Linked DNA regions of Mus musculus: regions 1 and 3 are each linked to region 2. A link is a loop called in an ENCODE intact Hi-C map of the cell type or tissue named here. Cell type or tissue: left cerebral cortex. All regions are shown on one strand.

Region 1 (8,000 bases), 220 kb before region 2:
AATACAAAATACTGTAATCCTCTCCATGCTTATTTTTCCTCTAAATAAGGTGAGAGGATGGCATAAACTTCATTTTAGGACCAGGCCTAACTTTAAAAGGAAAGGAGGAAAGCCATCCTTTCCCAGAACTGACAATACTCACCCACCCCCGCACCAGCTCCAAGAAGAACAAGGCCACAGAATCCCCCATCTAAAGAGCAGCCTGGGAATACCCACAAGGATGGGGAGGTATTGTATCTCAGGATGGCCCATCTGTTCTGGGCAGCCTTATATGGTTTGGGTATTTCATTGTGTAGTTAAACATTCATGACACAAGAATGCAGTCTACTGACCACAAGCCAATCAGAAAACAACCCATGTAACATCACCCGGCTCTCACCAATGAAGTTTTAGATTACCTAACCCTAGCTAAAATCCCCCTAGTTTCCTACAAAAAGGCCTGCAGAACTTTGTCTGTCTTTACCATCTTTTTGTAAGTGGCTGACCCCTGCATGCAGGCTTCTTTCTTTCAAGAAATAAAAACACTCTTGCCAACTGCATATGTGGGTGGTGGTCTCCGTGCAGCGTTTTAGTACTTAACAGTAAGGTGTTTGTGGGCTCAGTTGATAACTCCTGGCAGATTCCCTAGCGCTGGATGCTTTGGACAAAGGCTTACCAAGAAAAATAGCCATCCAAACACTCTCAGGCTTCTATTAACACATAAAGGCCTTGAAGAAACTGCAACAGCTGTGTGCTGCCAAAGCACAACTCTGGCTCCAGAAGGCACTATTCTAGTCATGATTATTTCAATTTACACCTGGCTCTTTGCCATTTCAAGCCTCAATGAACTCTAGATGACCTTGAAGCCATTTTCACCTAGACCAGAAGTGCAATTCTCCTGGTGGGCCAACAGAAAGTCTAAGATCAGTACTAACACTGTGCTCCGTTTGAATGAGAGACTACCAATTTGATGCACCCATGGTCCTGCATTTGCATGAAAGACAAACTCAAAAGATGGACAGTCCTTTGTTTTCATAAGATTGACATAATTAATGCAGACATCTTTGCCACACACATTTTCTGGCTATAAAAACTGACTATTCAGCTATATTGGGGAGCCTTATGGGAGACATGGTTTAGCAATTTAGAGTACCTGTTCTTACAGAGGACCTGGGTTCAATTCTTAGCATCCACATGGTGGCTCATAATCACTTGTAACTCATAACTCCGATATCAGGGGATCTGATGCTGAAAGCACAACATAAACCCCATTTGTCTCCACTTAAGGACCAGGCCTGATTTCAAAAAAGAACAATAAGACATCAGTCCCAGAAACTAGGTCATTAGATGACAGCTCCAGGGACAGACCATAAAATCCAGAACAAGATCATAAACCCTCCTCCCATAGAGCAGCCTGGGGATAACTACAAAAATGGGGAAATATCTTATCTCAGAATGGGCCATCTGTGCTGGGCAGCCCTATCCCATCCTATAGCTAAATATTCATGACATAGGAATGCAGGCCACTGACCACCTGTGATCTCCTAGCACCCACCAATGAAATTTTAGATTACCTAGTTCCTCTAGAGAGTTCCTGGTTCCCTATAAGAAGGCTTGTGCACCTTTGTCTGGGGGTCAACATTTCAAAGAATGGTTGACACTCCCAACCCCTCACATGCTGGTTGTTTCTGAAGACTATCTGAGTCTGGAGTCTTCTTTCGGCAATTTTCAGAACCATAGAATGCCTTCTTCTGATCTTCATGAGTATTGGGCATGCACCTGCTATATATGCAGACAAAACATTTGTACACATAAATCTAATTTAAAAACAAAAACAAAAACAGGACACACTTGAGGACATGCTCAGAATCGATCATAAAGATGGCTGGTACAAAAGGGTACAGAGTACTTCTAGGCATGATTGTTCCTAATTTTGGTGGTGGTGGTGGTGGTGGTTGTGGGGTGTAATGGCTATTCCTTGACTATATCTGGAATGAACTACAATCCAGAATTGGAAGGCTCACCTGTGATCCTGACCTTGAGGCTGGGAGATAGAAGTTTCTGATCTGGATCTTGGCATGGTGTTCTTCTTGTGAGATTGAGCAACTACTAGATCCTTGGACTTCCCATTCACAGAAGTGCTGAGTTGGACTACAAATTGTAAGTCATCATAACAAATTTCTTCACTATAGAGACTACCCATAAATTCTGTGACTCTAGAGAATCCTGACTAATACAGGGTGCTAAGGAAAAATACTTCGAAGGTTTATTAATATAAGAGTTTGTCCTTGCTGGGCAGTGGTAGCACGTGCCTTTAATCCCAGCACTTGGGAGGCAAAAGCAGGTGGATTTCTGAGTTCAAGGCCAGCCTGATCTACAGAGTGAATTCCAGGACAGCCTGGGCTACACAGAGAAACTCTGTGTGTGTGTGTGGGGGGGGTTGTCCTTAATACCTGACTTTGTTGTGGGGGGGTGCTAATAGCTGAGAGTTCAGGCCCCATATTAGACAGAAGGTCACTCTTTGAACAAAACAAAACCAGCTTCCAACCTCAAAATATGGAAAACAACATCAGCATCATGGCTAGGGTTGGCATATGTGTATCTATAGGAAATCTACTAGTAACATTGAGCTTTAGCAGAAAGACACTTAAAATTAGTGATACAAAACAGGTTAGGTTAGTGGTACTGATTGCTTTGAGAGTTACAGAGCCTTTCTTAGCTCTTGGTGAGCTTAACGGAGCAAGAGTACCTGAAGATCAAAGCTTGCCAAAGTCATCTCAAGCCATTTCTCATACCCTCAAACGGGAAGGAAACTGGAAAAGGAGTGAGCAGAGAATATGTACAATTCTCTTCCTTCCTCTCTGGCTTCTGTCCTTGGGGCCAGAGAGCAACTTCCAATAATCCTGCACTTAATATCATCTCACTCTGGCTTGAATTGATTCATTTCACCAGTAGCAGAGAAACAAACAAACAAAAAAGACCCAACCAAAAACCTATCGCAGTTGTCTGACCTAGTTCCCTTTTCTGTGTCCTTTTAGAAGGAATCCATGGGACTGGGGAGATGTCTCGGCAGTTAAATGCTCACTGGCTTTTCTTCCATAGGTACTGAGTTCAACTCCTAGCAACCACATGGTGGCTCACAACCATCTATAATGGGATCTGGTGCTCTCTTCTGGCATGCAGATAGAGCACTCATACATAAAAACACAAATAATAAATAAATACATAAATCTTAAAAACAAATAAAATTATGCCGGGCGTGGTGGCGCACGCCTTTAATCCCAGCACTTGGGAGGCAGAGGCAGAAGGATTTCTGAGTTCAAGGCCAGCCTGGTCTACAGAGTGAGTTCCAGGATAGCCAGGGCTATACAGAGAAACCCTGCCTCAAAAAAACAAAAACAAAAACAAAACAAAACAAAAAACAGAAACAAAAAAAAAAGAAAAGAAAAAGAAAAAAAAACAAATAAAATTTAAAAAGCAAACAAATAAATCTTAAAACAAACCAACGGAATCCTGAGCCAGCCGCATGAACCTATCCTTGGTTCTTTAGTCAAGATATACGATGGAAGTCGGGCCCACCCTTACTGCCTAAAGGGAGACTCAGGTCTCACTTAGTTTTTTCATATTTTTTTCTTTAGTTTTATCTTCTGCTACCAAATGCCTCTTTTACTATGAAACTACTTTGAATTATGGATACAACCAAAACACTTTCATTATTTCTCCAAAGCCTTTGAAAATTAATTCAAGGCCGCAGCTATATTTTTGCTTTCAATTCCATAAAAGCATACATAGCTGCCAAATCAAATAAAGCAAAAACACAAACACAAACAAACAGACAAACACTTTCAGAGCAACCCATGGTAGGCAACACCTGTCGTTTCAACACTTTGAGGCTGAAACAGAATTATAAATTGGAGTTGGAGGGCAGCCAAGGATTACATAGGGAAATTACTGTGCCTGATGGCTAAGGAAGGAGATAGAATTGTCCCCAAATACATAGCTAGTCTGGGACTCGTAGTTCCAGGGTAACACTGAAATACCCTGTCTCAAAAATTCAAAAACAAAACCCTTTGAGAAGTTTCAGAAATTCCAAATAGCACATACATACTATACTTCCTTTTGTGGGATACTATTACACAGCTGCGACTGATTAACTGAGTATCTTGAATCTAGGTTTTCAAGCCCACTCCATGAAAACAGCAGAGAGGAAACTTAACTGAGCTGCTTTTCAGCTTTCTAGGAAAGGTGCCTAGGTAACCACGGAAAAGCCAATGAAAAGGTTTGGTTGAGGGGGGCGTGGAACTGGGGAGGTGAGGAGCAGAAATAATGGGCCCTGATTTAAGTAATGGTGATAGGCAGCGAGAACTGGACGGGTGGGCGTGGCATATTTCAGTAAACACTGACCTATATCGGGAAGAGAGGAAATGAGGCAAACACATTGGGAGCTTGTTAAGATGCCCGTTGATGTGTATTACTTTAAACAAAGAGGTTGAGACAAGCTTTAAAGACATCAAAAATTTCAGCGCTACACAGAAAACCACAAGTCCCAAGATGCAGTGTCACTTCGGACCAAACACTAGCCGAAACCTTGTAAGAAACTACATATCCCAGAATGCACTGCTGCCTCGCCGGCTCAGCTTTTCTCGGCAGAAATTGGATCCGGATGGCGCTGCATTCTGGGAACCAAGAAGTCCTAGCATCTCATTGGTTGGGATTTGGTAGCGATGTCTCTTAAATGGGCCTGTTTTACTGCCCACAACGCACTTCCTCCAGACGCAAGTTACCGGCAGATCGCGTCTCGGCCTTGCCAGGTACCAGTCTCCCGCGCGTTACAGAAAGCGGCTGTGACGCGACGGAAGTAATTCCTTTCTGTGCCCCGGAACCCACAGGGGTAGGCCGCTGGGGGTGGGAGGGGGGCGGCCCTGAATAGGGGCTGTGGCGGTACGTGGGGTTACGGCTGCGGTAGCTGCGGGACTGGCTAGTGAGTGTCGGGCTATGGTGGGAATCGGGATCTGATTTCGCTAGGAGAGTTAGTGCGGCTGGGACTGGATGCTTTAGTTATCCCTCTGCTCACCCCTTCCCGTCTGGGCGGGGAAGGAACGGAAGCTCTGAGTCTCTCCGGCCTCCCCAGCTCCTGGCTTGGGGGAGGGGAGAGGAGTTTGGCGGGACCTTAACTAGCTCAGCTCGGTGGGTCTGGAAAGGGGAGAGGACAGGAGGTGCGGGCTGGCTGGGCCTCCTCCAGGCTGAGCGCGGGGAGGGTGGAGTTAAGAGCATGGCAGCCGGATCGCTTTTCCGTTTTGCCTACCTCATGTGCGCTTGTATTTGTTTTACTGTTAAAATCAGTCGCTAGACCCAGGAGAGAGCCCTCGCCGCTTTAAGCTATAGGACCCTGAAAGAAAGTTTACCTTCTGGACAACTTGGGTAATTTCTGCCTGGCTGGGTACATTGGCTCATTTGTGCATCTATCTACCTCTCATTTTTGCCTGAAAGGAGTTATCTAGTGCCAGGTACAGTGCCCATTTATTTAGTTTCCCTTAAGGAACTCTTCAGTTTTGTGAGCATGAAAGTTTTGTCATTTAGTGCAAGCATGCCTACTCTGCACTTTCTAGTGTAGAAAGCAATTGAAATAGTTTTACAACTTGGTCCATACTACCAGATCTGCTTCTTAGTCCCAAATTGAATTTTATTTTCTGTTAAGTGGTCTAAGATGGTAAATACTTGATCTCGTTTATATTATGTGTTATTAAGCCGTCGAAGTTCACAAGTGGATTTAATCTTCAGTGATGAGTAAACTGTTGTGGTTTTATATCATGGATGTTTGTTAATTTATAGTAATTTGGGGTTTCTATATTTCTATTTATCAATTTTTTGAGTACTCTTGGATGACATGGAAGTTGTACTCAGTAACTCGTCTGGTCTAAATGTGTGGCCCACCAGGCCTATCTCCCAGTTGTTAGTTTTAAAGGTGTAGCCGCCATGCTGGCTCTTATCTTTTCAACTTGCTTGGATTAACCTTGGACCTCAACTACACTGAGTCCGCACTCTTGTGTGCCACTACTCCATATCTTCATCCCCCTATTTAATTTATAAATGGCTTCTCATCCTTCATATGATATTTCTCTAATTACCAGACTGGGTCGGTAATTTGATGTAGCATGTTTGCCTAATGTCCAGAGACCCTGGGCTGGTTCTCCAGCATCACACACACACACACAAGAAATGTTGGTTTATTACCTCATAATGCTATTTTTTAAAAAAATCCATTTCTTTTTTGAGACTTGTAGCCCTTGCTAGCCTGAAACTCGACCATGTATACTTGCATGGCCCGTATGCCTCTGGCTTCCAAGCACTGGGATTGAAGGAGTAGATCACCACACCCAGATGGTATCTATTTCAAATGGAGAAAATCTGCTTCATTGCTAGATAAGATAGGAATGCTGCAGTGTACATAGGCAATGGTATAGAAGCAAGGTGATAGTTTACTTCTCTGTATACTAAGTTCTTAAGAAATTGCGCAGATCTTCGTCTTATTGCTTCAGGGAAAGATTGGGGTTTTGTGCAGGGGTGTATGTCAGATTGGAATGTAATAGGAAAGTCTTTGCATGTATGCTTTGATATGTTAATAGACTCCAAATGCTTTGATAGTTTACTAAGTACAGTAAGACAAAGACATCCAATACTTGAAAATTTACACACACAGTTTTTGGTGTAGAAATAGGCATGATGTCAGAAACCTGTAAACCTTTATTCAGAATATTCAGGAAGCTCAAACAAGCAAAGGATTGACAAGAGTTCCAGGTCAACCAAGAGGTCCAGTAAAGCCCTGTTGACTCTCCCTCAATAAAAAAGAAAGTGGGGGGAGGGGATACATCAATAAGACCTTGGACAGGGAAAGACCCTTGGGATTTGATGTTTGAGCTAGAAACATCATAGGGAGGTTTAAAGGAAGAGCTTCCCACAGCAGTCACTGCAAACGCAAGGGCCTTAAAGTGTGAGTGAACTTGACCTAGTCAGGAAATTCCAAGGACACAAATGCTTGGAACATATGCCAGATAAGGTTATAGCCAGCCCTGCCTGACCTGGCACTCACTTTGTGGACCTGGCTGGCCCAGAACTCAGATCCAACTACCTCTGCTTCTTGAGTGCTGGGGTTTAAGGTGTACACCACCATGCTCAGGTGTAGTAGCTTAAAAAAATAGTCCATTTAAAATACAGTTAGCTTGATCTAAAGATGTAGAGTTCAAATCGGTAGAACGTCATCTGATTTGAAATATAAATTAAAACCAAATCTTGTCTTTCATTCCTAGAACAGGAAAAAAAAAGCTTTTGCCTTTGCTAATCACCTTGTGAACAGTAGTGCCATTTACTGAAGTCAGAAGACAGAAGGGAGGGAACATTGGTTTCTGACAGGTTTATCAGGAGTTCTCTGTGGGACTTAGCTTGATAACTCAGTAAGACAGGATCTGCAGAGCATGCCCACATCTTAATCACAGAGGTGGATCTGTGAGTTTGAGGCCAGCCTGATCTAAGAAGACAAATTAGATGTTTCTGACTGGCACTCAGAGTAGGTATAGAACTAGGGAGGACAAAATGGGAACTGTATCTTTTAGATGATATTTAAATATTTAAACTGGAAAATATCAAATGGGTAGTGTTAGATTGATCAAAGAAAGCAGGTGAAATTTAATGTACTGCTTTGATTTTTATGTTTGGGGCAGAGTCTCACCTTGGTAGACCAGGCAGGTCTTTGACCTGGTTCTCTTTTCTCAGCTTTCCCGTGTTAGGATCTTAGACCTGTGTCTTGCTTGATTATGAGCCTCTTCCAAAGCCTTAAACACTTTTCATCCCAGCAGAGATAGGAAGAATATCTTGAGTTTAGGGCTGTTTGCTTGATCTACATAGTGCAAGGACAGCCAAGACCTAGCTCAGAATTGGGAGGGGTTTCTTGAAGATTGGTGATAGAATAGGGATGAAGCAGACAGATTTTAGAACATGCAAGGCTCTGGGACCTTTAACTTATT
Region 2 (8,000 bases):
GGAGGGAGGAGAGAAGCAGCTCGTGTCAGTTACCCTCTGACGCTGTGTGGCGCCATCGCTCTCATCCACTGCTCACTCACCTGTACATAAAATAGAGAATATTAAAAAAGAATCCAAGAATTCCCAGTGTAGATGTGTTTGCAGCACCAAGCATATAGCCTCTAATACCTGAGAAACCTTGAGTAGTCATCCTCTTTGTGTAGTGGATTCTCTCACACTCAGAACATGAGAGCTGACCATCTCTCAGAGGCTCCTCTTAGCTCCTGTGGCGAGAGCCTGGTTCTTTCACTTGTGCCACAGGCTCCCTTCTGCTTCCGCTCCACAAAATCCAGCTTCCAATACCACTGAGGAGAGTGCAGTACTCTCGCTTCTAGTCAGAAGTGAGAAGTCAGACATTGTATGAGTTTCTTTCGTTTAAGTCAGATGGCTAGAATACTTTACCTATGCTAACATACAGTTTGTGATGCGGTAGATGTAGTATACCCCAGTACTGTGTGTGCATCACCTCACATTAACTGCCCCTACTTGGGATTTTTAAATATATTGGATTCTTATTTATTGCCTTAGCTTTAGGGTGGGGTCTTTTAAGTCCCCCATTTGAATTTTTTTCTACTTGTGGATGAATAGTTATTATGTAAAGGAATTCAAAATGTCATAAGTTTTTCTGGGATGATGACTTACTCTGGAAGATAAGGAAGGGATTTGAAAATTTAGGCCAGCCAGGGCTTCACTTCAAAAACAACAACAACAACAACAACAACAAAAACCAAACCACCACCACCACCAATTCAGCTTCCACCAAAACACCACCAGCACCACCAAAACAACAAAACAAACAAACAAACAAACAAACAAAACCATTTAATTCAAGTAGTTCATAAGTCTTGATTCTGATAAATATTGTACTTGTTAAACTGAAATCCTTATGACATTTGAAATGTAAACTTAAAGACACGGATTATACTTTATTGTTAAAGTCTATGGAAGATTGTTGGGCAGCTTCCTGTACATTTAAAGAAGTCAGCTGGATGACCCACACCCCTGCCTCTAGATCAGTATCCACAGTCACTGAGTAGTAACCATCATGTGGCCTATTTAGAAATATCCAAGATGACCTCATAAATACTGCTCCTTTACTGTTAGTAAGGCAAACAAACACATATTGTTGATTTCATTCAATGATAAAATATTAAAAACTCCTGATATATGCAATGAATGCAGAAAGAAGCAAGACAAAAGTGGTGTTTCTTTATCTGTCAAGAAGATGCAAACAGATTGGTCACACCAGGAGTCAGGTGAGTCGCTAAGGGTGCTGTGTAGTGCCTGGAGAGAGGCCTGAGATGATGGAATGTTGTTGAGTAGGATGGGGATCATGTGAGTCTTCACATCTACACCACTGAGCTCATGCTGCCATCTGTGTATTTCCCTTTACCCCCAGGAACGCATAGAAAGAGGGAGAGAGAAAAAAAGCCTCCCTTTCCCTTCGCTTTTCTTTACTATCATATATGTATGTATGTATGTGTGTCTGTGTATATATATATTTTAGGGATTTAAACTAGTTGAATTGCTATTTAATCAAATAAGTAATTGCTACTCTGAGTAATAAAGGAAATATTAAGTAGATAGTCTAAAAGGCATATTTCAAACAAATGGTACAGATTTTTTGTTAAATTTCACTCAATATATAGGTTTCATATATATGTATATGCACATATGTTTAATTAAATAATCTATTTTAATATTTAAAATAAAGCTTGACCCAATGTTACATTGTGTCTTTTTGCTACAAAATTAAAAAACAAACAAAAAAACCAAAACCAAACCCAAGCCAAACCACCACCTCCAAAACCCTTTTCACCTATGTAGAAGCTATTGGAAGGCCCTGCTGTCTGTCCACTGGTGGGCTCATGCACCTAGTCTTAGCTCTCAGTCACCTGCTGCCTGAGGCACACACACATGTGGGAGATAAGACACCCAACCTAGTCATTATGGCCCTGAATTCACATCCTCCTGCCTCAGCTTTCTGAGTACTGGGGTTACAGGCAGAAGCATCTGACCCTAGAATATTTTAAATCAAATTAGTTTTTACTTTGTCATAAAAAAATACTTTTTAAGGCAAAGGCTCTTCACAGTATCAAGCAAAGAAAATACTAATTTTAATAATTTAAAAATGTGCAGATTCTCCTTGCTGTTCATTTCTTTCCGAGTTGGCTTGTTCTAGTGAAGAATAGAAGAGATCTTCTTATTGCTTTTGCTCTACAGACGAGCTTTCCCAGCTTTGCTCTGCGTGCAGGTTGCTTGCTGGACTGGGTCGTGAGTTCTGTGTAGTTTCCTGCATGCTGTCTTCGCCAACTGCCCACCTGTGTGTCGTAGAGCCTTTTCTGGACCTAAAACTGAAAACAAGGCTGCATGGCTTCAGGCTTGATGTCCCTGGCAGTGCTCCCCAGTGGGCAATGCTCGCCTTGGTGCACTGGATCAGAAGACATTTTCTGGTGGTCTCTTGATTTTAAGATTGATCCATGGCCTCTGGTGCTATTGGTCCAGTTAATCAGTTAGCAAGTTCCAGTAACGTTAGGATAGGTGACAGTAGCAGTGTGCTGCTGTTGTCTAGAATATCTAGTATTTTATCACCAGTTAACAAACTGGTGGTTGGTTGTTTTTTGGTGGGGGGAGGGGGAGGGAGGGCGGACTTCATTCCTTTTGCTGGAATCCCAGCTAATATGATGAACGTTCCTCTTTTTTACCATCTTATTCCAAATACGGTTTATTCAGGAAAGGCAAGGTAAGGGTTTGATCCTTTCCCTTCATTAGCATCATGTGCAGACCTGGAATCCGCCATGTCTCCAAGGATGTTCCTGTGGGAGTGTGCATGCTTTAAATGGGGAGTGACACTTATAAGCTACACTCGATGTGCTGGCTGCCTTCGTTACTAACACATTGCTTGGCCTCTCTTAAGTAGATAGAGCTGGGAAATACCATATTCCTTTAAAGTTTTTTTATATTTACTTTTGTGGTAGAGCCCAGGCTGGCTTTTACGTCAGTGTGTTGCTTAGATGAGCTTGAATGTCTGCTCTTCTTGTATACTTCCAGGCACTAGGATTGCAGGCATGTACTACCATTCCTGCTTCAGATGGCGTTGGGATCAAACCCAAGGCTCTGAGCACACTACGCCAGCAGCCTGCCACAGTCTCACCACCTTTCTTCTGCTTTTTGTTTTTAGAGAGAGATACATCAGATACTTACACGTTTGATTCATATTTTAGATTAATTCATGTATTTGATTTTTACATTTCATTATCTGATTCTAACATAAACACAGTTATTTGTACTTTAATTTGTTTTGCACCTATCTTTGGATGTATAATAATGTAATAATAGTACTGACATCAGTAGCATGTTTGCTAGAAATATTTCTCAATTTCCTTTTCTTTAGGCTACAAATATTTTGCTGTCTTTAAAGTCGTTTAAAATAATTAACTTGCACAGTTAAGGCCATCAGTTTAGTTTAGTTTTAGTGCACTTGTGTTTTTTTTTTTTCTTTAAAAATATTTGTCTCTATTTTGGTTTAATTTTATTTGAATTTAAAGTATGTTACTATTAAAATTCATACTTCTGGTAATATGAATATGGAAAACAGTTTGAGATTGTTTTGTTCTGTTTTTTTTTTTTGAGTAAATCTCATTGGTATTTTTAAAAATTAGTTAAAAATTTCCTTCTCATTAAATCACAAACTCAGTTCACAATTAGATTGTGTTTCCTTTGTATTTTAGTGGTTTCTCTCCCCCCCACCCCCGGAAATTTTTGTGTAATTATGAATAAAATCTCAGTTTTGGCTTTATGCTTAAAAAAAGCAAATAAATGCTTATATCTTATTTTCTTAAATGAAAGGTAGGGCAGAATACACACCGTTTTGTTATGTTAAAAAGTAAACAAGGAAAGGAAGAGAGTGAAAGCAAGCGGGTCTGGTCTGCTTTATTGTTGAGTGGTTTATATTGTGATGCTTAGGCATCTGGTGGCACATTGGTGGGTTTTATAGGTACTGACTGTATGGGTTTTGTTTGTTTTTTTGGTATTTCCTGGGATTAGATGGCATTTTAGGTTTTGAAAGTCTCACCCACAGATTATCATCAGATAAGTCAAAGCATTACTGCTAACCCTGTATTAATTGCTAATGTTTACTTCCTTGATTAGCAATGAATAAATAAATAAAATTATTAACAGGTGATATTTTTAATGATTAAATATGCATACATTTCTGGGGTATTTATAAAATTGATATCCAAACTAGTTACTATTTGGTTTTAAATAATATGACTATACAGTTGAATTTTTTAAGTACAGAAAATGCTAAAACTTAGTTTAAACTTTGTTTATATTAATTAGAGAACTGTGTGGAGAGGCCTTCCACTCCCCCTCCTTCAGAGATTACTAATTGAAGTCTAGCTGGTGTGGTTTGTTGTGACAATGTTTCACCTGTGTATCTCTAATGTTTTTAAACAGGTAGTATAACTCCAACTGTGGAACTGAATGGGCTCGCTATGAAAAGGGGAGAGCCTGCCATCTACAGGCCACTAGATCCAAAGCCATTCCCAAATTATAGAGCTAACTACAACTTCCGGGGCATGTACAATCAGAGGTTTGTATGTCTTCTTTGGTTTTGTTCTTATTTACTATTTTATGCATATTGCAGACGTTTTTGACATTCTAAGGATATTTGCATTGTGAACACAATTGACCTTGGGCATCTTGGGAGTTTAGATAAACCAGACTCACCAAGTGTGTTGGAAGTTAAAGGCAGAACAGAAACAAAACTCTGTAGCCTCAGAAGCTTTCTTTGCTAATGTACACAAGCCTCGGGACCCGCCATGCAGCATTCTCACTCCCTCACCACAGTACACTTGGTGTCTGCCTTTCCTGACTTGATGACTGCGTTAATGGCCTTGCATTTTTGTGATTTATAGCAACTTCTTTGGAGAGGCTTTACTAAGTCTTTGTTGCATATGGCACAGTTGTGATAGTTCAAGTGCAACTTTACAAGAGTGTAGAAATTTCAAAATAAAAACAGGATCTCTTTTCTTGTGAGGGGTTCTATTGCTGTGAAGAGTCACCATGACCACAGCTACTCTTATAAAGAGAAGCATTAATTGGGGCTGGCTTACAAACATCTTGATCTACAGGCAGCAGGAAGAGTCAGTAATATGGTTCCTCCAGCAACTTACTCCAACAAGGCCACTCCTCTTAATGGTGCCTTTTCCCTATAGACCTATGGGGGTCATTTTTATTCAAACCACCACAATCCTTATTGTAAAACTTATACAAAACTAATCATAGGGAATGTAGAAAATGCTAGATGGTAAAGAAATAGAAATATCTTGCTACCCTAGAGCTCGCTACTGTAAATATTTTGATTTACTTTAAATTATTCTTTGTGTATAAACATATTTAATGGAAATTGAGTTGTTCTGTAATACATGTGTATATGTACAATAAAATGCACAGATCATCAGTGTATATCTTGATGACCTCATGTATGTATGCATCTGTTCTCTCTTCACTGACTTTTAACCTAAGTGTGTCTTGATGGATTTGCCATCATGGCAGGGTTCCCTTAGATTTCCATGCTCACAACACACCCTTTGCCAGAAGTGATCTTCAATCTCTTGCCACAGATTAGTTCTGTCATATAAATATGTGCTGCACATAATCTCTCTGGCTTCTTTTACTGTAACCGATGGTTTTCTTGCTCTGTTTTGAGATTTATTAATACTGCTTATATCTGGGTTCTCTCTTTCTTAATTGTTGAATAGTATGGCTGATTCTTAACTTGTTTAATCTGTGTGTGCGATATGGTACTTTTTTCACCCAGCGTAGAGACCATGTGACATATAATTGTTCTTTTAGAGCCTTTTAGAGCTGGCTATAGATGGCCTCATCTGGCAAGGTGTATTTTCACCTGTGTACATTGTTCTGACACCTGAGCTGGTGTCTACCTCCTTCCCTGGGATTATAGACACATACCCTACATAAATAGCATCATAGAAATAGGTTTATTATGTTTATTTACAAATATTGTTTATAGCTCTGTTATTTCCTAGATGTAGATCACTACAGGAGGAATATTACAATTAAGAATAATATATTACTCAACCATATTACAATTCTGTTCTAATTTTTCATTAAAAGAGGTTACCAAGATATTTACTAATTTTAATAATTTCCTCTGGAGGAAAAAATCTTGAGTTTTAATTGGATTTGGCAATTTTCATTTTTTAAAAGAAATGTTCTAAAGTCATTCTGTAAATTCAGAAATATCTATTTTTGGATTGTCACAGTAAGGAATTTTCAATATTCTACATACCCTTCTATATGTTTGCAATGTCCAGGACATAGAAGAAAGCCAAGTACAGAGGATGAATACCATGACAATGCTGGTTTTCATTTTTTATAGCATTTGAGAATGCATTTTCTATTTTTATAGCTCTGAATTTTGAAATACGTTACTTTGCTTGAAAGTTACAAAGTGATCTTTAAAGCTTTCTGTGATGCTGACTGCTCCCAAGCAGGGCTGTCCTCAGGTGCTTACTAGGTATCTTTTTATTTGTCTGTTTTAATTTATTTTTATTGCATTTCCTGACTAGTTTTCAAATGTTTGTGTTAACATTATTAACAGTCAATCTATTTTGTTTGTAATTTTTCTGCCTATATTTTGCCTTTTAACTTTGTGTCTTGTTATAATTTTATTAGCTTTTGATATTGATATTTAAAAACAATTTTTCTTCCTCCTCATTGCCCTCCTCCTCCTTTTGTGTTTTGTTTTGTTTTGAGACAGGGTTTCTCTGTGTAGTCCTGGCTATCCTAGAACTCGATCTGTAGACCAGGCTGGTCTTGAACTCACAGAGACCCACCTACCTCTGTCTCTTGAGTGCTTATATTAAAGGTATGGGCAACTACTACCTGGCTTACAATTTCATTATTATATATAAGAACTTTGATATGTGATCAGTATTTGTAATGCCTTTGTTAAGGTTTTATATACTTACTGCTAATCAGATGTATAGAGAATATAATAATTTAGTTTATATATAACTTAATGCTTTGTAGTGCCTTGTTTGGTAGTAGAAATTAACGGTTTCCATTTAAAATGGTACTGTTCGAATTCTGACTACTTCTTTTAGGAGTTACTCTTAAGTAAATAACTCCTGTCTAGTCTCTCTGGCTTCCTGTGTCTCCTCCTCCTCCTCCTCTTCTCCCTCGTCGTCGTTGTCGTCGTCGTCGTCGTCGTCGTCCTCCTCCTCCTCCTCCTCCTCCTCCTCCTCAGTGTGTCTTACTTTATGCTAGGAAGCCCTTATGTCTCATTGGAAGGTTATGTCCTTTGACAGCTGCTCTATGTGGTCTTCTTACTTACCTGGAGTTGGCCTGTATGGGATGATTTCTGATTTAGTCCCCACTTAGGTGATGCTTTCAGAGTACCTCCCATCCCCCCTTCTAGCTTGGCTAATACCCTCAGCCTGTCTGGCTTGCCAGGCATTTTCCATCTCTCCAGCCCTATCCCTTTCCCAGTGTCTCTCTTTCTCACTGTGGCATCCCCAGTAGGCTTCCTGGCTCTCAGCTCAGAGTGTGCAGTACAGCTTTACCCTACCCTTCTTCATACTATGTGCCGTTGCTCTTCCTTTAGGCCTGTGGTTCCCTGGCATCCCTAGAGCTAGCTACTGCTTCAGTACAGTAGAAACAAGCAAAGAGCACACAGTCCATTTTATACATGTAATATGTTTCATTTTTAAGTTCCCCACTTTTTTATCTGATTTTGGGGAGAAGGTGGAGAGAGTTCTTCAATCTTATCTAGGCTGACATTGAACTCTGTGTAGTCCAGGCTGGCATCCCGATACCTAGCTCATATTTTCTCTCTTTTCAAAATAGGTTATTTGCAAATTATGCTAATTATGCAAAACAACAGATTTATTATGATATTTTATAGCTGTATATAATTTAATCACTATCCT
Region 3 (8,000 bases), 680 kb before region 2:
TTGTTTTATGTATTATTTGTTTGTTGTTTGCTATCAATAGGAGATCATCTACATATGAAAAGATTTTTACTTCTTCTGTTGTGTGGAATGAATCTAAAGCCCAACTCAAAGCATTGTGTGCTATAATTGGCTGGTTTTGTATCCTCGTAGAACTCTAGTAAATTGATATTGCTTCTCTTCCCATGAGAATATGGTGATTTCTCTAGAGTTGGGATGTAGGGGAATGCCAAAGAACATGTCTGCTTCTATATATAGCTCTGTGGTGGCTAACCATTTAGGTGCCACCTGTCTGATACATCTGGTAATTGTCCAGGCATCTACTCTGATAGGTTATTTATGTTCCATAAATCTACCGTGAATCTCCATTTGCCATCCGGTTTCTTTACTGGCTAAATGGGGCTGTTGTAGTTAAAGCTTTGTGTTTGTTCTATAATAGCTTCTTTTAATAACATTTGAATGGTGTCCTTTACTTCCTCTATCCCACCTCTTCATACCTATTGTGGTATGAAAGAGGGTGGCATTTTACGTAGTTCTACCTGTGGGATTTTGACTGTAGCCAATGGTATCTTTGGTATTCTTTTATAATTCAAAAATTTCAGAAATAATTTGTATGTTATAGGTATCCCTATGACATTTTCTGGGGCACTGCACAGAACGAAATCAAGTTCATAGTTTTTATCACATACTTGCAATATTAATATAGTTATGGGGGTTATGACTTTGCCTCCAACTCCCTCTACTTCTATGTAGCCTTTAATCTTGCCTGTATTCAATATCCGTACTTCATCTAGGGCATATATGTTAATTTCACTACCCATGTCCAACAGCCATTTAACTACTTTGGTGGTGCCATCGGAGTATGATGGGTAGTGCTATTCTGGGTTTTAGATGTTGCATCCCTGAGGTTGAAAGAGACATCCTTGTCCTTTCAGGTTGTTCCTGAATGGCAGCATGTTCATGGGTCTCACCCCTACATTTGGCCTTTGGTTGTTGAATCCTGGGTAAGGGGGCCCTCAGCTGTTGGGCCCCCTTTGCCCTAAAAGGGCCTATGAGGAACTTGCCCAAACAAGTGTCTGGTGGGATTCCATGGTTTGCTTGGTCCTGATCTAATTGGGAGGTTGGTATTTCTCCTTCCAAATGCTCTTAGATTTTTAAGCCTTCTCCTCATTTTGTTAAATTTCTTACCTTTTATGGGTAGGGATACTGCCTTCTCTGAGTCTAACTCTCTGTATGATCTTAAGAAGTCTATGGCATCTGCCATAGTTTGGCATTCTTGCAGTGGTCCTGCTAGGCCATCCTGAGAAGTTATGAAGCTCCTTTTAACAGGATTTTCCTAAGCTGGGCCAATATTGGTGCTGCCTGTGGGGCGGGTACCTGATTGTAAATGAAGTAGAGTACTCCTAATTTTCTTGCTAACTGATTGCTTCCTGTGAATTATTCCATTTTGCTGAGGCCTCAAACTTAGTTATATCTAAGGAGGAGAACGCATATCTCCAAGCTGCATTTATCCAATCATGCAGTAGATGATTGGATAAATCTCCTTGGGTACTGTCTAAAATGTGCTCTAGAGCATTGAACATGACAGGATTTTCCACCATGTTCCTAATTTTGCTCATCTCTTGGTCTGATGTTATTGTATCTGCTCCCTTCTCCTACAGTCTTACTATGTAGGGCGCATTTTTCATGTCGTTCTGGGCATAATCCTTTCTAAGTTCTTTAAGTTCCTGTGGGGTATACGCTCTGGTTTCCATTATCATCTCTGTGGGGCCAGCGTGTCTGGAACTCTTACCCGCATCAGAAGCCCGGAGGCTGTCACTGGTAGTTGTTGCGTCCGCCTCGACCAGCAAGGAAAACGCAACCACCAGTTCTTAATGCAGTTTATTCAGACAGCTTCTCTCTTCAACTCCCCGGAGCCTCCAGCCTCAGGTACAAGCGTTTTTTATGCGCTCAAGCCACAACCACGCCTCAACCAATCACTGCAGGTCACATCACCTCACCAGGCAGGCTTGCTCAGCCAATCAGGGATTAAGGGCGAGTCATCCACCAAATATGGGCTTGTTTACTGCCTGGCACAGATTTCTGTCAGGTGCCATCTTAGGGTGCGGCCTGGGCTGGCCAGGGAGTTCGGAATGGCTTCCCACAGGTAGTGACACACTGGTCCTGACTCTAGGGCATTTTTGAAAGGGTTGGAGTCCGTCGTTTTGTGATATTCATGGTTAGCCTTTTGACCATAAGTCAAATCGACTTATCCAAATCGACTATAGTCTTCATGAGTATACTAGGTACTCCTTTTTGTGGTGCTCTATGATAAGTTCCACCTGCTGTACTGCTGTCGATGGGACATCAGTTTTAACTTCCTTGCACTTAGTCTTATTCTTAACTATGTGGTTAGTACCCTGCCAAGCTCTTTCCACCGAGTCAGAGGCTTCTACGTCCTCTAATTTTATCTTTTTCATACCCTTGATGAGCCTTTTTAGTCTGCTCGAGATGTTTATAGCTACGTGGTACAGTGCCTTTATTGTTTTCTTTTTAAAATACCAGGTGATATTACTTCTTAGTGGATTATTCAATAATTCATTAAATAATTTATCTGCCCATCTCACTAGTCTTTTTGCCAGCCACTCCCTCATTCGACTTAGAGGCTTCTACCCTCACCCTCAGCTCTTCCTCCAACCTGGATCCCTTGGGAGCATCAGAGTTGGCTTTGAGGTGATGGGCCCAGGCTCTCCTAGCTCCTTTGGTCTACTTGTCTGCACTATTTACCTGCTCTTCCTCACTTTTTGGATCAGAGTTGGCTTCAAGGCGTCATAAGACGGGCCAGTGTCTGCTGAGTACAGACTAGGCTCCCCACTGGCTATTTGGTCTACTTGTCTGTGCCTATTTACCCACTCTTCCTCATCACCTTTCGGATCAGAGTTGCCTTGGAGACATCATAGACGTTCGACTTCACGGCCAGAGGTTCTCTGCTTCAGACTAGGAGCATAACTAAATTCTACCGCCTGGTAAATGGCCCGCAATTTAAAGCGGAGACACTAGGTGGTGGTATGCAGCTGCTAAATGGCTGTTAGCATGTCCGAATTCTAGCATGTCCGCAAATTAAAGCATGACCTAAACGACTGCTTAAGCGGCTAAGTGAAGGCTGCTAAGCAGGGTCCCAGCTATTTCCCAGCTACCGATTTATGCCAACTGTTGTGAAACTGTCGTGAATCGGGATTAATGACAAGCAAAAAGGAAGTCCCAGACTCAGAGGTTTGGTTATAACAGCTTATTTATTTATAAGTAGCAATAATCAAGTGATGAAATGGGATCACACTCCTACACACACACACACACACACACACACACACACACACACACACACACACGCTTCACTAACCTCCTGTCTGGCTGATGTTGTAGCCTGGCCCAATGATGGAGCATCAGGTAAGGTCCGAGACTTCTCCTTCTTGGATCTTGCTGGAGCTGGGTCCGCATGGAGCGGGCTTGTTCTCATTTGGTGGCAAGCGTTCCAGTGGACTCAATTCTCAGCATCTCTGTTGGCCTCCAGGATTGAGTGAGTGTGTCACAGTGCCAGACCAGGGTTTTTAAGCTAATTTTAACCAATCATAACTAAGGCGTTCACACATTACTTCACAGGGCTTCTACCTTATCATACTCACTCACACACTCTTGGCTTGGTTTCCATGGTTACATGATCATACTCACGCTCACACCATGGTGTCGGCTCAACTCTATCGTGCACTTCAGCTAGACTTTGAAACTTTTTATTTATAAAGTCTAAACTGGGCATGGTGGCATACACTTGCAACCCCAGTACTCATAAAGCAGAGGCAAGAGAATCACTACAACTCCAAGGCCAAATACAAGACCCTATCTCAAAAAAACAAAACAAAACAACAGATGTTATTTCTAAATAAATTTCAGCTATTTATACTTTTCAAAAACACACTTAAAATAATGTGAATCACTATAAAGTATTACAGTTTCTAACAAAAATAGATAACAAGGCAACAAAGAATAAAAATCCCAGGATGCTACTTATAGCTCCTTGTGAGTTCCTTTCTTCATTTTGTGCTTGGTTTAGTAGATTATTATACAAACACCCATGGTGGTTGTATTAATATTCTATAATGTCACTTATGACATGAAGATAAGAGACATCAGGAACATGGAGAAAATCTCTTTCCAATGTGTTCTACTATTGTCATAAAACTAGTAAGATCAGGGTTAGTACACATTCCCTGTGTTGTTTTGATATTAGGAGACCTATTCATAGGTGATTGCAACTGTGAATGTCTCTGAGATATGTCAGATACAATCTTGGGACAGGTGCATTCCATAGGGGTATTTAATGCCTATGTTTTACTTATTTTTTTTCATGCCTATGTTTTAAAATGTACCTTTTATTTAGTTGTTTCCTAAAGTATTTTCCTACTAATTTAAAATGTACTTGTGTATATTTTAAGTATCCTGACCTCATAACTACACAACACCAGGAATGTGCCTATGTCTTACTATTTCCCAGTAAGTGACTTAGAGACTCTTCTTGGGCACTCTTATCATTTCCCTTTTTATATTTAAGGGGATCTTTCCCGAGATGGAAGATCATTTAGTACATGCCTCTGCAATTCAAATTTAGAGTATTCGATAATACACCAGAATTTATTTTGCAAATATCTTTGGTATTCTTTTTTGTTGCTAAATAGAAGGTGGGGAGCTAAATTTGTGTCTTCACTGTCTCTAGGCATATGAGAAAGGGGCTTAAAAATTCAGAAACATAGCTTTAGAGAAAGTGCTAATGTTGTGAGCATTGCTTGATTTTGCTTCGTGAATATAAAAATAGGAAAGGAGGAGACTGTGTAGATTCTGGGCATCAAATAGTCATCTCTGTCCCTTTGGCATGAACTTCAACTCACTGGCAGGATTTTTTCTTAGCCACCTTATGTCACAAGGGCTGTTGACAGAATAAACACAGGAGCTAGTGCTATAAAAACCTGTTCCGCTCACCTTGTGGGTCTTAGTAAGATCCCACAGAGCTAAGCTAACCAGGATACCAAAATACAGAGCTGAATTTCATGATGAGTCTGTATCCAAAGCACTTTTCCTTAATTTTTAACTATGATATTTTTCAAGTCAACAACAATATTGTGATCTATAGACAAGAGATGGACATAAATAATGCTCAGCTTGTAACCGAGACACATGACAGTCCAGGGTTGAGCCTTTGCCTACTGCGGCTTTGTAAGAGAAATAGGTGTCATGTGGTCAAGGGGAGCCTGCTTCCAGAACTTCCCTGTGAAGAGAGGTTTGAGAGATCGGTGAACCACAAAGATCACACTGAGAAGGAGCTTGGCTTTCTCATTTCAGAGCAGAGCTGTTTAACAGAAAAAGAGAAGAGGTCCGATTCAGGTGATGCTTTGGTTTTGGAGGCACATGGTGAGAACTGGCTGCCTGGGTTAGCCTGAAAGCTGCAGCCTACGACTCCTGCTATGTGCAGGCTATAAAGATGCCTCGTCTTGATAATTTCAAGTAGCAGAAGAAAGTAAAGATGATAAAACCACAGCCACATATGGCCAAGCTGCGAGTGAAAGCAGAACAGTTATGAACATGGGTGCACAAGTTAAAGTAAGCAGGTCCCAGAAATAGCTGGTGCTGGCTGAGAAAGAAAGACAAGGAGCTGCCAAAGAAGAGGGCCATGTTCTTCTTGGACCTTCCAGAGCAAAGATGCTGATTCTGTTCAATCAGTGGCTGAAATCCAATGGGCTTTCTTTAAATAACTGATGACCAACAAGAGCCCTCATTTCCACCTTCTCCGTTACGTATGCACCTTGATGGCTGGGGCAGCTGTGGATAACATCAAGTTCTCAGACCAATGTGTAGGGAAGCTTTGGACTCAGCTTTCAAGAGCCCTGAGCCAGCTATCCCAAAAGTCAATTCAGCCACATAAGTAGCCGAGGATGGCCTTGTCAGACACCAATGGGAGGAAAAGCACTTAGTCCTGGGAAGACTCAGTGCCCCAATGTAGGGGAATGCCAGGGTGGGAATGCAGGAGTGGGTGGGTGGGGGAGCATTGTCATAGAAGCAGGGAGAGGGAGGTTTCCCAAGGGGAAACTAGGAAAGGGGATAACATTTGAAAAGCAAACAAATAAAACATCCATTTTTTTTTTAAAGTCAATTCAGAGTGTCCCCCTGGGGCCAGAAGGGTGCTGGAATCTCCTCTAGAGATTCTGTGGTGGGCTCTGTGCTCTGAGCTCTCTTTTCTTTGCTGAGTCACAGCTCAGAAAGCAAACATCCAAGGAGGCATCGACTTTTGTGCATGATTCTGACAAAGTCGTCTCAGCCAAGCAGGCCTGTTGGGTGTGTAAATGCGATCCGGCCTGCCTTTCCAGCCTCAGCAGCAGAACTGCATGCCCATATTTATTGCTGTTGCTATTCTAAGGGCTGGATGACGTTTTTCTCCCCTTGTGGCTGAGCACTGCCCGTTCATCTTTCACCACTCCCTCCAAGTCTACAGGGATAAACCCAGAGATACAAATAGATTCTATCAAGAGGAAAGCTAAAATGAAACATTCCTAAGCTTTTCCAGACAAATGCGCATTGTGCAATCAAATCTTTCAGTAATGCCACCCTGCTTTAGAATGTGTGCTGTTAGCACCCCACTACTACCCTAAACAAGGATTTTCAAAGAGGAGTGGAAACACAGCAAAGGGTGGAAAAACAATTCCATTGGTCATCTCAGCTTGGCTGAAGAGGAAACAACTCCATTGCTCATCATGGCAAATGTTGACTTTTGCACTGTTGGGTTCTGGGAATGTTCACATGTTGCCAGAAGGCTTCAAGATTTTCCATTCACCTATGTGCAACCTCAGTCTCTCCACTCTTCCAATGACATTCCTATGATGTGAAGGGAGCAACCAATAAGCTACAAACACCCTAATTAAGGGTACAAGGGTACAGGGTACAGGGAAATGGCTCCTGGGGAGTAACTGTATACATGTTTCCTAAATAAAAAACTTAGACACATAAATAACCAATTACAAAATGCATTGGGTGATACACCAGAGAAGAGAGATTCTGATTTAACTACTAACTGCTCTTCATTACCACCTGGAAAAATCTTTCATCACCCTTAAGCCTCCATGCTTGGACTCACCTGGTAAACCATCACAGAGAGTTAAAATGCTCCTACATATTTCTTTTACTTTTCCACAAATTCCACTTGAATTGTATATAGTGCAGTGGGTTGTTGAATTAAGAAACACAGGCTCTAGCCGGGCGTGGTGACACACACCTTTAATCCCACACTCGGGAGGCAGAGGCAGGCAGATTTCTGAGTTCGAGGCCAGCCTGGTCTACAAAGTGAGTTCCAGGACAGTCAGGGCTACACAGAGAAACCCTGTCTCAAAAAAACAAAGAAAAGAAAGAAAGAAAGAAAGAAAGAAAGAAAGAAAGAAAAGAAAAGAAAAGAAAAGAAAAGAAAAGAAAAGAAAAGAAAAGAAAAGAAAAGAAAAGAAAAGAAAAGAAAAGAAAAGAAAAGAAACACAGGCTCTGAGTTTGAATGCCCACTAGGCCACAGTCCAGTTATAGAGTCATATTAAGCCTTCACGTCTTTATTAAGTTGAAGTGATAAATAACTACTTTGTAGATTTCTTGGAAAACTATAATCAGTTGAAAAATTAAAGGCAGAAAAATAATATTTGTTTGCCTTTTCAGAGCATCAAAGTTTCTCATTATCATTTGCTTTGGATTAGATCACTCATAATTCATTCTTATCTGTCTGCTCACTCAGAACAAATGACAATACAGGTTGGTGCTATACCTAAGTGGGAGTACATTTGTCTAGCATGTATAAGAGCCTGGATTCAATACACACACACACACACACACACACACACACACACACACACACACACACCACAATACATATACTGGTAATATATATATATATATATATATATATATATATATATATATATAGTTCAATGTGTACTATCAGCAAC

Evidence for each region. Hi-C counts contacts between places; a loop is a spot of excess contacts. Peaks named below come from ENCODE experiments on the same cell type or tissue, not always from the same donor. Only the 100,000 strongest peaks of a DNase experiment are listed, where the experiment ranks them.
Region 1: a loop joins it to region 2, with 2.5 times the contacts of the local background. A loop is called at or near these places in 3 of 42 quality-filtered maps.
Region 3: it touches region 2 in a loop (5-fold over the local background); 20 of 42 quality-filtered maps call a loop at or near these places.

What each region holds. Positions count from the first base shown.
Region 1 is chr1:16,653,782-16,661,781 of GRCm38, reverse strand. It overlaps Eloc (elongin C), which reads left to right and starts at 4,917. Exons shown (of 4, transcript NM_026456.4): 1 at 4,917-4,960. It overlaps D030040B21Rik (RIKEN cDNA D030040B21 gene), which reads right to left and starts at 4,230. Exons shown (of 4, transcript NR_037998.1): 1 at 2,004-4,230; 2 at 1,554-1,761; 3 at 1,133-1,227. In left cerebral cortex, a CTCF peak has its summit at 4,915; DNase peaks (open chromatin) are centred at 3,221 and 4,685; H3K4me3 peaks cover 1,893 bases; H3K27ac peaks cover 1,568 bases.
Region 2 is chr1:16,436,959-16,444,958 of GRCm38, reverse strand. It overlaps Stau2 (staufen double-stranded RNA binding protein 2), which reads left to right. Exons shown (of 14, transcript NM_025303.3): 5 at 4,501-4,636. Among named protein-coding and RNA genes, the nearest start is that of Stau2, 78 kb to the left of the region's middle. In left cerebral cortex, a CTCF peak has its summit at 4,562 (motif pointing left); a DNase peak (open chromatin) is centred at 4,543.
Region 3 is chr1:17,118,656-17,126,655 of GRCm38, reverse strand. It overlaps Gm31982 (a long non-coding RNA gene), which reads left to right and starts at 2,088. Exons shown (of 4, transcript XR_865203.2): 1 at 2,088-2,143. Gm28783 (a long non-coding RNA gene) reads right to left here and starts at 6,059. Exons shown (of 2, transcript XR_373222.2): 1 at 3,377-6,059. In left cerebral cortex, CTCF peaks have their summits at 3,035 (motif pointing right) and 6,459; DNase peaks (open chromatin) are centred at 3,026, 3,605, 5,598 and 6,420; H3K27ac peaks cover 1,207 bases.